3 separate regions of the Homo sapiens genome follow, and regions 1 and 3 are each linked to region 2. Evidence: chromatin contacts called from ENCODE Hi-C or POLR2A ChIA-PET data. All regions are on one chromosome and are shown on one strand. The core of a region is the stretch at or near the end of the contact, and the rest is flanking DNA. Distances in the headings are between cores, read along the strand shown.

What was found. Hi-C counts contacts between places; a loop is a spot of excess contacts on that map. ChIA-PET counts read pairs that join two places held with the same protein, here RNA polymerase II (POLR2A). Pooled maps may share reads with other maps.
Region 1: a map with no recorded cell type shows a loop between it and region 2 (3-fold over the local background). The contact joins the enhancer-like site here to the promoter of LINC01556 in region 2. A Hi-C loop is called at or near these places in 4 of 37 single-sample maps with no recorded cell type and 5 of 50 pooled maps.
Region 3: a loop to region 2 is called in a map of CD8-positive, alpha-beta T cell, with 6 times the contacts of the local background. The contact joins the promoter of H2BC12 here to the promoter of LINC01556 in region 2. A Hi-C loop is called at or near these places in 3 of 168 maps with a recorded cell type or tissue (B cell, CD8-positive, alpha-beta T cell and chondrocyte), 1 of 37 single-sample maps with no recorded cell type and 11 of 50 pooled maps. POLR2A ChIA-PET finds 5 or more read pairs at or near these places in 3 of 52 experiments (GM12878, activated CD4-positive, alpha-beta T cell and activated T-cell).

What each region holds. Positions count from the first base shown.
Region 1 is chr6:27,608,055-27,610,780 of GRCh38, forward strand. No RefSeq gene overlaps it. Among named protein-coding and RNA genes, the nearest start is that of TRL-CAA2-1, 3.7 kb to the left of the region's middle. Within about 2 kb of position 1,382, at least 2 of the 41 ENCODE cell types and tissues checked have a DNase peak (open chromatin) inside an H3K27ac peak, as active enhancers do.
Region 2 is chr6:28,942,462-28,945,161 of GRCh38, forward strand. LINC01556 (long intergenic non-protein coding RNA 1556) reads left to right here and starts at 1,323. Exons shown (of 1, transcript NR_103538.1): 1 at 1,323-2,077. TRL-AAG2-2 (tRNA-Leu (anticodon AAG) 2-2) reads right to left here and starts at 1,242; the gene lies at 1,161-1,242. TRM-CAT3-1 (tRNA-Met (anticodon CAT) 3-1) reads left to right here and starts at 2,114; the gene lies at 2,114-2,186.
Region 3 is chr6:27,145,450-27,148,149 of GRCh38, forward strand. It overlaps H2BC12 (H2B clustered histone 12), which reads right to left and starts at 1,406. Exons shown (of 1, transcript NM_001312653.2): 1 at 912-1,406. The coding sequence starts at 1,349. The coding sequence ends at 969. H2AC12 (H2A clustered histone 12) reads left to right here and starts at 1,657. Exons shown (of 1, transcript NM_080596.3): 1 at 1,657-2,113. The coding sequence starts at 1,680. The coding sequence ends at 2,066. MIR3143 (microRNA 3143) reads left to right here and starts at 2,177; the gene lies at 2,177-2,239. RefSeq lists enhancers at 304-413, 833-1,749, 1,004-1,463, 1,794-2,043.

The DNA.
Region 1 (2,726 bases), core at 132-2,631, 1.3 Mb before region 2:
AGTTAGGAAGAAATTGAATCTGAAGTGATAGGGGCTTCTGAGTGGTTAGGGTTCAGCCATAAAAAAATACTTGAGACAGACGGTATTTTCCAAAGATGGCCACACCAACATATCTCATCACACGTTGTCTTATTTTAATACAATTTTGACACATTTCCTTGAGGGGTGGGGGTCTACATTCCCTTCCCTTGAATCTGGATAGGCCTGTAACCATGATGGAAGTGATACACCAAGACTTCCAATGTTAGGTCATAAAACGTGGTAGAGGCTTCCACCAGCTTTCTCTCAAGACATCTGCCCTCAGAACTCAGTCATGGCGCTCTGAGAAGGCCTAAACTAGGACATAGGAGCAGAACACATGGAGAAAAATTAAGGCCTCCGGTCCATAGCCAGCAGCAACTGCCAGGCATGTGAGTGAATGATTCTTCAGATTATTTCTAGCCACCAGCTTCCCTCCATTTTTTGGGACAGGGTCTTGCTCTGTCACCGAGGCTGGAGTGCAATGGTATGCACATGGCTCAGTGCAGCCTCACCCTCCTGGGCTCAAGCAGTTCTCCCACCTTAGTCTCCTGAGTAGCTGGAACTACAGGCATGCACCACCATGCCCAGCTAATTTTTAAAAAATTTTTGAAGAGATGGGGTTTTGCCATGTTGGCCAGGCTGGTCTTGAATTCTGGGCTTAAAGGATCCTTCCACCTTGGCCTCCCAAAGTGCTGGGATTACAAGTGTGAGCCACCATGCCCAGCCTTCAGCAACCAGCCTTATAGTCTTCCAGTTGAGTCCTAAGAAATCATGGAGCAGAGACAAGCTGTCCCCACTGTTTTCTGCTCACATTCCTGACCAACACATCTGTGAGAGAGAATAAATGATAATTGTTGTTTAAGTTAAGCCATTGCATTTTAGTATGATTTGTTATGTAACAATAGTTAGGTATGTATCAGTCTTGGTGCAATCAGGAGAGAGAAATTACACAGTTATTTGAACATAGAAGTGACCTCACCTGGGGCTGAAACAAAGCACTAAAAGAAGTGCCCTCTACCTCTCACCCCACCCCTGGCTAAGATCCAGACCTTGTTGGGGAGAGCATGGCTGTGACTCACGGAATAGCAGAGAAATGCTCATGGTGCTATGCCAGCAGAATTTGCTTGAAATCTGTCCTCTGGAATTTTTTGGAAATTAATCTTCAAGGGTTTCTTGAAAAGCTCTTCGTGGAGAGGTCTCTCACTGAGGGCACTCTACTACAAAACACTCAAAGAAGATGCCAGGGAAAATTAGTTGTTGCTGGGTGCTGCAGGAGACTGATGCAGGGGAAAGGCATGCGTGATGTAGGAGCTAGGCACTGGGGAAGCAGCAGGCCAAGTAATACATGGGAAGAAAGAAGCAAAACTCACTTTCTTCCGCAATGTCTCTCCACTGCCCTCTACTGACAAAGCTTCAATGCCAATTGGCAAAAGAAAACCAAGGACTCAAGATTCATTTCCACGAAGCAGGCAAAAAGGGTGAATTTGGAGCTGAGAGGCAATAAATCCTGAATGGGTACAAGCAAATGCAGATTTTCTTACTTAAAAATGGGATACTGCCATAATTAATAAATTCTGAACCATGTGACTTTGGGACTTGACAGCAAGTGGAAACTGAAAAGACCTTGAGGAGAATATGAGTAAAAACACCTGAAGACAACTGCTGCCTGTCACTAAGTCCCAAAGTCAGTGATGCTTAATGGAGAGTGTGGAAAATGTTACTAGAAGCTGGAAGAAACCGGACTTTTGTTATCTAGAGACAGAAAGTTTAGCAACACTGTTGTGAAAATGTGGAAAGTAGGCCGGACGCGGTGGCTCACACCTGTAATCCCAGCACTTTTGGAGGCCTAGGTGGGTGGATCACCTAAGGTCAGGAGTTTGAGACCAGCCTGGTTAACATGGTGAAACCCCGTCTCTACTAAAAATACAAAATTAGCTGGGTGTGGTGTCACATGCCTGTAATCCCAGCTACTCAGGAGGCTGAGGCAGGAGAATCGCTTGAACCTGATGGGGGTGAGGAGCGAGGTTGCAGTGAGCCAAGATCACACCATTGCACTCCAGCCTGGGCAACAAGAGTGAAACTCTGTCTCAAAAAAAGAAAAGAAAAGAAAGAAAATGTGGAAAGTAGAAAATATACCTAATGAATTTGAAAGAAAGAAAGAGTGGAAAGTAGAAAATATACCTAATGAATTAAAGAAAGAAAGAAAGAAAGAAAAAAGAAAAGAAAGAAAGAAAGAAAGAAAGAAAGAAAGAAAGAAAGAAAGAAAGAAAGAAAGAAAGAAAGAAAAAGAAAAAAGAAAGAAAGAGGCTGGGAGCTGTGGCTCACGCCTGTAGTCCCAGCACTTTGGGAGGTCAAAGTGGGCAGATCACGAGGTCAGGAGATCGAGACCATCCTGGCTAACATGGTGAAACCCCGTCTGTACTAAAAATACAAAAAAAAATTAGCCTGGCATGGTGGCGGGCACCTGTAGTCCCCGCTACTTGGGAGGCTGAGGCAGGAGAATGGCATGAACCCGGGAGGTGAAGCTTGCAGTGAGCCGAGATCAAGCCACTGCACTCCAGCCTAGGTGACAGAGTGAGACTCCATATCAAAAAAAAAAAAAAAAAAAAAGAAAGAAAGAAAGAAAATGTGGAAAGTAGAAAATATACCTAACGATTTTGCTTATTTAGCTAAGGTTATTTCCAGGCAATATATTGAAGATGCCA
Region 2 (2,700 bases), core at 73-2,572:
TATAGGTGTCCTTTAGTATGGATGACCAAACTAGGATGTTATAGTGCTGGATGTAGTAATTCATTTTTTCAAATCTTAACTTTATTAAGATAACATGGTTATTTATCTAGTAATTGTGAGAACAACATATAACAAATAGACCACATATATACGTAGCGTGTCTGGAAGAAATACTCAGATATAAATTACTACTTTAGTCAATCTTAATATTAATTATTTGTCAACTATGCTTAATGTGCCTCTCTAGTCTCTCAAGACTAAATTGCTAAGGAACCCTGGAATCATTTGCTGGCATTCATCCTTTCAAGCAAGGTGCCTGTTACAAAATATCTGCTCAATTAGTATGTATTGGATACATCTTTTGGAAGGTGAGGAAGGAAGCAGTGAAATTAGAAGACTTCTGCCTAGGCGACTGTAAAGTGCTCCTAAGCATCTACCCACCTCCCTGCACACAAAAACTCTCCATTCTATCTCCTCGAGTCTCCTAGCCTTAAAAGATGGTCTAAACTACCCCAGATCCAGGTAAATAACGGATCAAGTCCTTCTTCCCTAAAACAGGTGTTATTCTTTCTATTCTATGAGCCTCCACCTTATTTCTTAAAAAAAAAAAAGAAAAAAATGTTTACTGTTTAAGAAGATAACAGAATCTCAAAAGCTAACTCTTCAACTGTGTTCAACTAAGGACCTTAAACTGCTCTCTGAGGATAGGTGAAGCGGGAAAGGCTCTAGGTGTCTGGTGACTGTTTCTTTTGTTGGTTCGTTTGTTTTTTCAGCCTTAGCACATTTATCCCTTGGAGAAGACAATGGAAAATAGGGCAGATGAGCGTGCGTGGCTTATTTATTCTTGAGTCTGGAGTTAAGAAGGTTGTACTTTTTCCTTAGGATTGCCCTTGGTTGGTTCACAAATTTCGCAAAGTGAATGAAAACACATGAAGGCCACTGAAGGGAATAACTAGGGGACGAGATGTCTGAGCCCCTAAATCGAGAAACATTTGGGCACCGTTTGTGGGACTGTACATATGGGTGTTATCTGTGGCCCCTAGGAAAACAGAAGAGGAACCTGTCTCACTTAGGAAGCTGTGAGAACTGCCCACACAAGGCTTGAAAATGGAACTTTACTGGGTCAGAATGACGAGGGGGAAAAAAAAAATACCTCACACTGGCAGCGGTGGGATTCGAACCCACGCCCCCGAAGAGACTGGAGCCTTAATCCAGCGCCTTAGACCGCTCGGCCACGCTACCACCCACAGGGTGCGTCGCCGCTTTCAGTTTCACCCAAGTGACTGTCGCCCCTTTCCAGTCCTTTCATTCCCATTCCCACATCACCATAAGCCCTTCCCTCAGGCCCCTTCTTCAGCATTCCTTGCTTCTCAGCATAGCCCGAGAACCCCCGATCCCTGACACTTTGCTTCTTCTCAGCTCCCAGATGGATCCTGGACAGGATGCTGCAGGTGGTGCAGGAGGGGAATCCTGCCCCATTTATCATCAACACAGTAAAAAGGGGTCGAAGAGACCGAGAGCGCCAGAGGACGCCATGGGCTCCACATCCACTTGGATTCCAGGGAGTAAGCCTCTCGACTTCAGGAGTAAGCAAGGCCAACCGTTTGGTTTGAGCCTGTTGCTTCTAAGAAAAGCGAGGAAAAATCCTGAGACCTCCTCCCCTCGCCCTTCATCCACTTCAGGGGACCGAGTGTCTCCACGGAACTTCACAAGGGAGGAAAAGAGTGAACTCATTATTATTTGTCTTGTCTTCGTTTCAGAGGCGGTACATCTACGAAAGCCCTAATCATAGAGGGAAAGACTCCTCGTTCCTGGCCCAGAAATGAGATGAGAAATCCAGGGCCCCGTACAGGAAGGCCTTTCGCAAAGTCCAGACTCAATTGCCTTCGCAGCCCTTAAAGTTTCCTTAGGAAGGTCTGTGGGAGAACGAGGTTGGTTTAGGAATTGGCCCCTGCCTTGTACTACGTAGTTTTGTCATCCAAAGTGTTTTAGAAGTGAATTGAATCATAGTTACGCCTTATTTTGAAACACTGTAATTCAGAGAACGTAAAACCTTATTAAAATGCCTCATAATCATCTTGGTAGAGCCGTTGGTTAAGCGGGAGAGACAGTTGCCTCCTTAGCGCAGTAGGCAGCGCGTCAGTCTCATAATCTGAAGGTCCTGAGTTCGAACCTCAGAGGGGGCAAGGCGTCTGTTTTGCCATTTTACTTCTTCTTGATCCAAAATGAGTAAGACAACAAAGGAAGTTGACAAAACGTTGTTCTTTCTCTGCTTTCTCTATAGAAAAGTGTACAATATGTCTGGTAAGGGAAAAAAAAATCTAAGGACATTGCTTTGATGGAACAGAACGGGTAATTGCTGTTTAATAGAACCATGTTCAGTTACAAAACAGTGATTTTCACTAAGAATTAAATTCTCCAAAATTCTCATCTCCCCTCCCGCCCTGCATACCAATTGGAGATAGAGCTGGTAGCATTTTCAAATGTTTTTCAGATATGCTTGGCAATTGTCTTTGTTTTAACAACACCAGAGTCAAGAAACTTGCCAGTTTTAGAGTGCTGAGATAAGAAAAAGTGGGTGGAGGGTTGTACTAGGGGTGTGGAAGGTATAGAATCTAATTATCAATTACTGACTTGGTTATCTTTTACCATTCTTCTGGAATGGCTTACCACCAGGTTGCCACCAATAACATTCCATAT
Region 3 (2,700 bases), core at 156-2,655, 1.8 Mb before region 2:
CACACTGCTCATCACCGGCATAGTCATTCTAGCCTCTAATCACACAATAAAACCCACCACCTAATTCTAACCCACCACCTAACACTTAGCTCAAACCCTGTGCTGCTGGGGAAGTTCCCTTCTCCTCTACTCCAACTTCTTGCTTCGGGGCGGACTGTCTCTAGTCTGTCTGTTGTCTCCCCTCTGAATCTACTTGCTTTTCATTTTCCTTTTCTATAAGCTTTCTTGTCAAAAGGAAAAATTACTGATTGGACCAATTGACGCTGAACATGCCTTAAAAACTAGTAAACTATTCCAAAAATCTCCGTGATGATTTCATGTTCCGTTTCTTCACTCCTGAGAAAAGCTGTGCTCCTCCCCTTACCCTTGCAGACTATCCTGCCTGGTGGTCTGGCATCTTCCCGATGTCCCGTGGGCTGCAGAGATGGAATCAGGGGGTGAGGGGGAAGCAAAGCAAGGCAGAGCTGGGTACAGCCTAGAAGAGGTTAAATAAGGTAACTGCTCGAGCGAAAGCCATACGTACTGGAACGCCATCGGGAACCAAATTTACTAATATATAAACTCACGTTAGAACGCCATTACATGGTGGAAAGTACACGTGACACAATAGGCTTTCAACAAGTTCTAACAGGAAGTCACAGCACTCGACACAACGGAAGTATCCATTTTCGCGCCAAGAGCCAGGAAGCACTTTCTGTTAACACAAGTTTCCTGCACATCCCTAATTTTTTAGGCGCCATATTCCTCACTCAGTACTAACAAAGTGTATGTGGCTTCTCCTTAGCCAGACTCGATTACAAGCACTGCATGCATTACTCAGTGTGATAAGATCATGATAATCCCTTTAAAAAGATCGCCCGAATTTAAGCCTGGATTAGGAACACGTGTTTACAGCTCTAATATCGATAATTTAAGTGGCTCTTAAAAGAGCCTTTGGGGTTGGGCTTTAAGACGCTTACTTGGCAAGTTTACTTAGCGCTGGTGTACTTGGTGACGGCCTTGGTGCCCTCGGACACGGCGTGCTTGGCCAACTCCCCGGGCAGCAGCAGGCGCACGGCCGTCTGGATCTCCCTGGAGGTGATGGTCGAGCGCTTGTTGTAATGCGCCAGGCGGGAAGCCTCACCCGCGATGCGTTCGAAGATGTCGTTGACGAAGGAGTTCATGATTCCCATGGCCTTAGAGGAGATGCCGGTGTCGGGGTGGACCTGCTTCAGCACCTTGTACACGTATACGGAGTAGCTCTCCTTGCGGCTGCGCTTGCGCTTCTTGCCGTCCTTCTTCTGCGCCTTAGTCACGGCTTTCTTCGAGCCCTTCTTGGGCGCGGGAGCGGACTTCGCTGGTTCCGGCATGTTGAAGGCGAACTACGAGCCTGAGACGAGCAGCAGATCGAGAAAACGGGAAGTAATGGGAGCAAGGTACCAGGAGTCGTTTTTATATAGGACCTCTCATGCAAATAAGGTGAAGAGTGAAAGTCCTGTATCTGATTGGTGGTTATTAGGGTGACGTCAGAGGTTAGTTATACCCAATCAACCCAATCTGCAAATCCAAAAGACGTACTTCCATTGGTTAAAACTAAGCTACAACCCTAACCAATGACATATCTTCTTTTTCGCGCCCAATAGTGTTTATAAAAGGCGCTGCCTTTCCTCGTTGGCTACTTTCAGTAAGTTGTGACCAGTATGTCTGGACGTGGCAAGCAAGGCGGTAAAGCTCGCGCCAAGGCCAAGACCCGCTCTTCTCGGGCTGGGCTTCAGTTCCCCGTGGGCCGAGTGCACCGCCTGCTCCGCAAGGGTAATTATGCCGAGCGGGTTGGAGCCGGCGCGCCAGTGTACCTGGCTGCGGTGCTGGAGTACCTGACCGCTGAGATCCTGGAGCTGGCTGGCAATGCGGCCCGCGACAACAAGAAGACCCGTATCATCCCGCGTCACCTCCAACTGGCCATCCGCAACGACGAGGAGCTCAACAAGCTGCTGGGCAAAGTCACCATCGCGCAGGGTGGTGTCTTGCCCAATATCCAGGCCGTGCTGCTGCCTAAGAAGACTGAGAGCCACCATAAGGCCAAATAAGGAGCGAGGTTGTGAAAACTGGAAAACAAAGGCTCTTTTCAGAGCCATTCTACACTGTCTTAGAGAAAGCTGGACACAGTCATGTTTGTTTCACTTCATGTTTGCTTCGCTAGATAACATTGTAAAGCGCTTCTTTCGCGGTTGGGCTGGAGCAACTCTTTACAATGTTTCTAAATTAACCCACTGGAAAGCAATGAAGACCCAAAAGTTGTTGTAGGATACTCCGGAGAAGCTTATTCAGCAGGGGTAATAAGTGAAATCAAACGTACAAATCCCTGAAATCTATTTACTAATTCCAGTGGTTTTTTTTTTTTTTTTTTTTTTTTTGAGATGGAGTCTCCAACAGGCTGGAGTGCAGTGGCGCGGCGCGATCTCGGCTCACTGCAACCTCCACCTCCCAGGTTCAAGCGATTCTCCTGTCTCGGCCTCCCGAATAGCTGGGATTACAGGCACACACCACCACGACCGGCTAGTTTTTTTGTATTTTTAGTGGAGACGGGGTTCCACCATGGTGGCCAGGCTGGTCTCGAACTCCTGACCTCAGGTGATCCGCCCGCCTCGGCCTCCCAAAGTGCTGGGATTACAGGCGTGAGCCACAGCGCCCGGCCTCCAGTGTAATAATTCTATTACATTA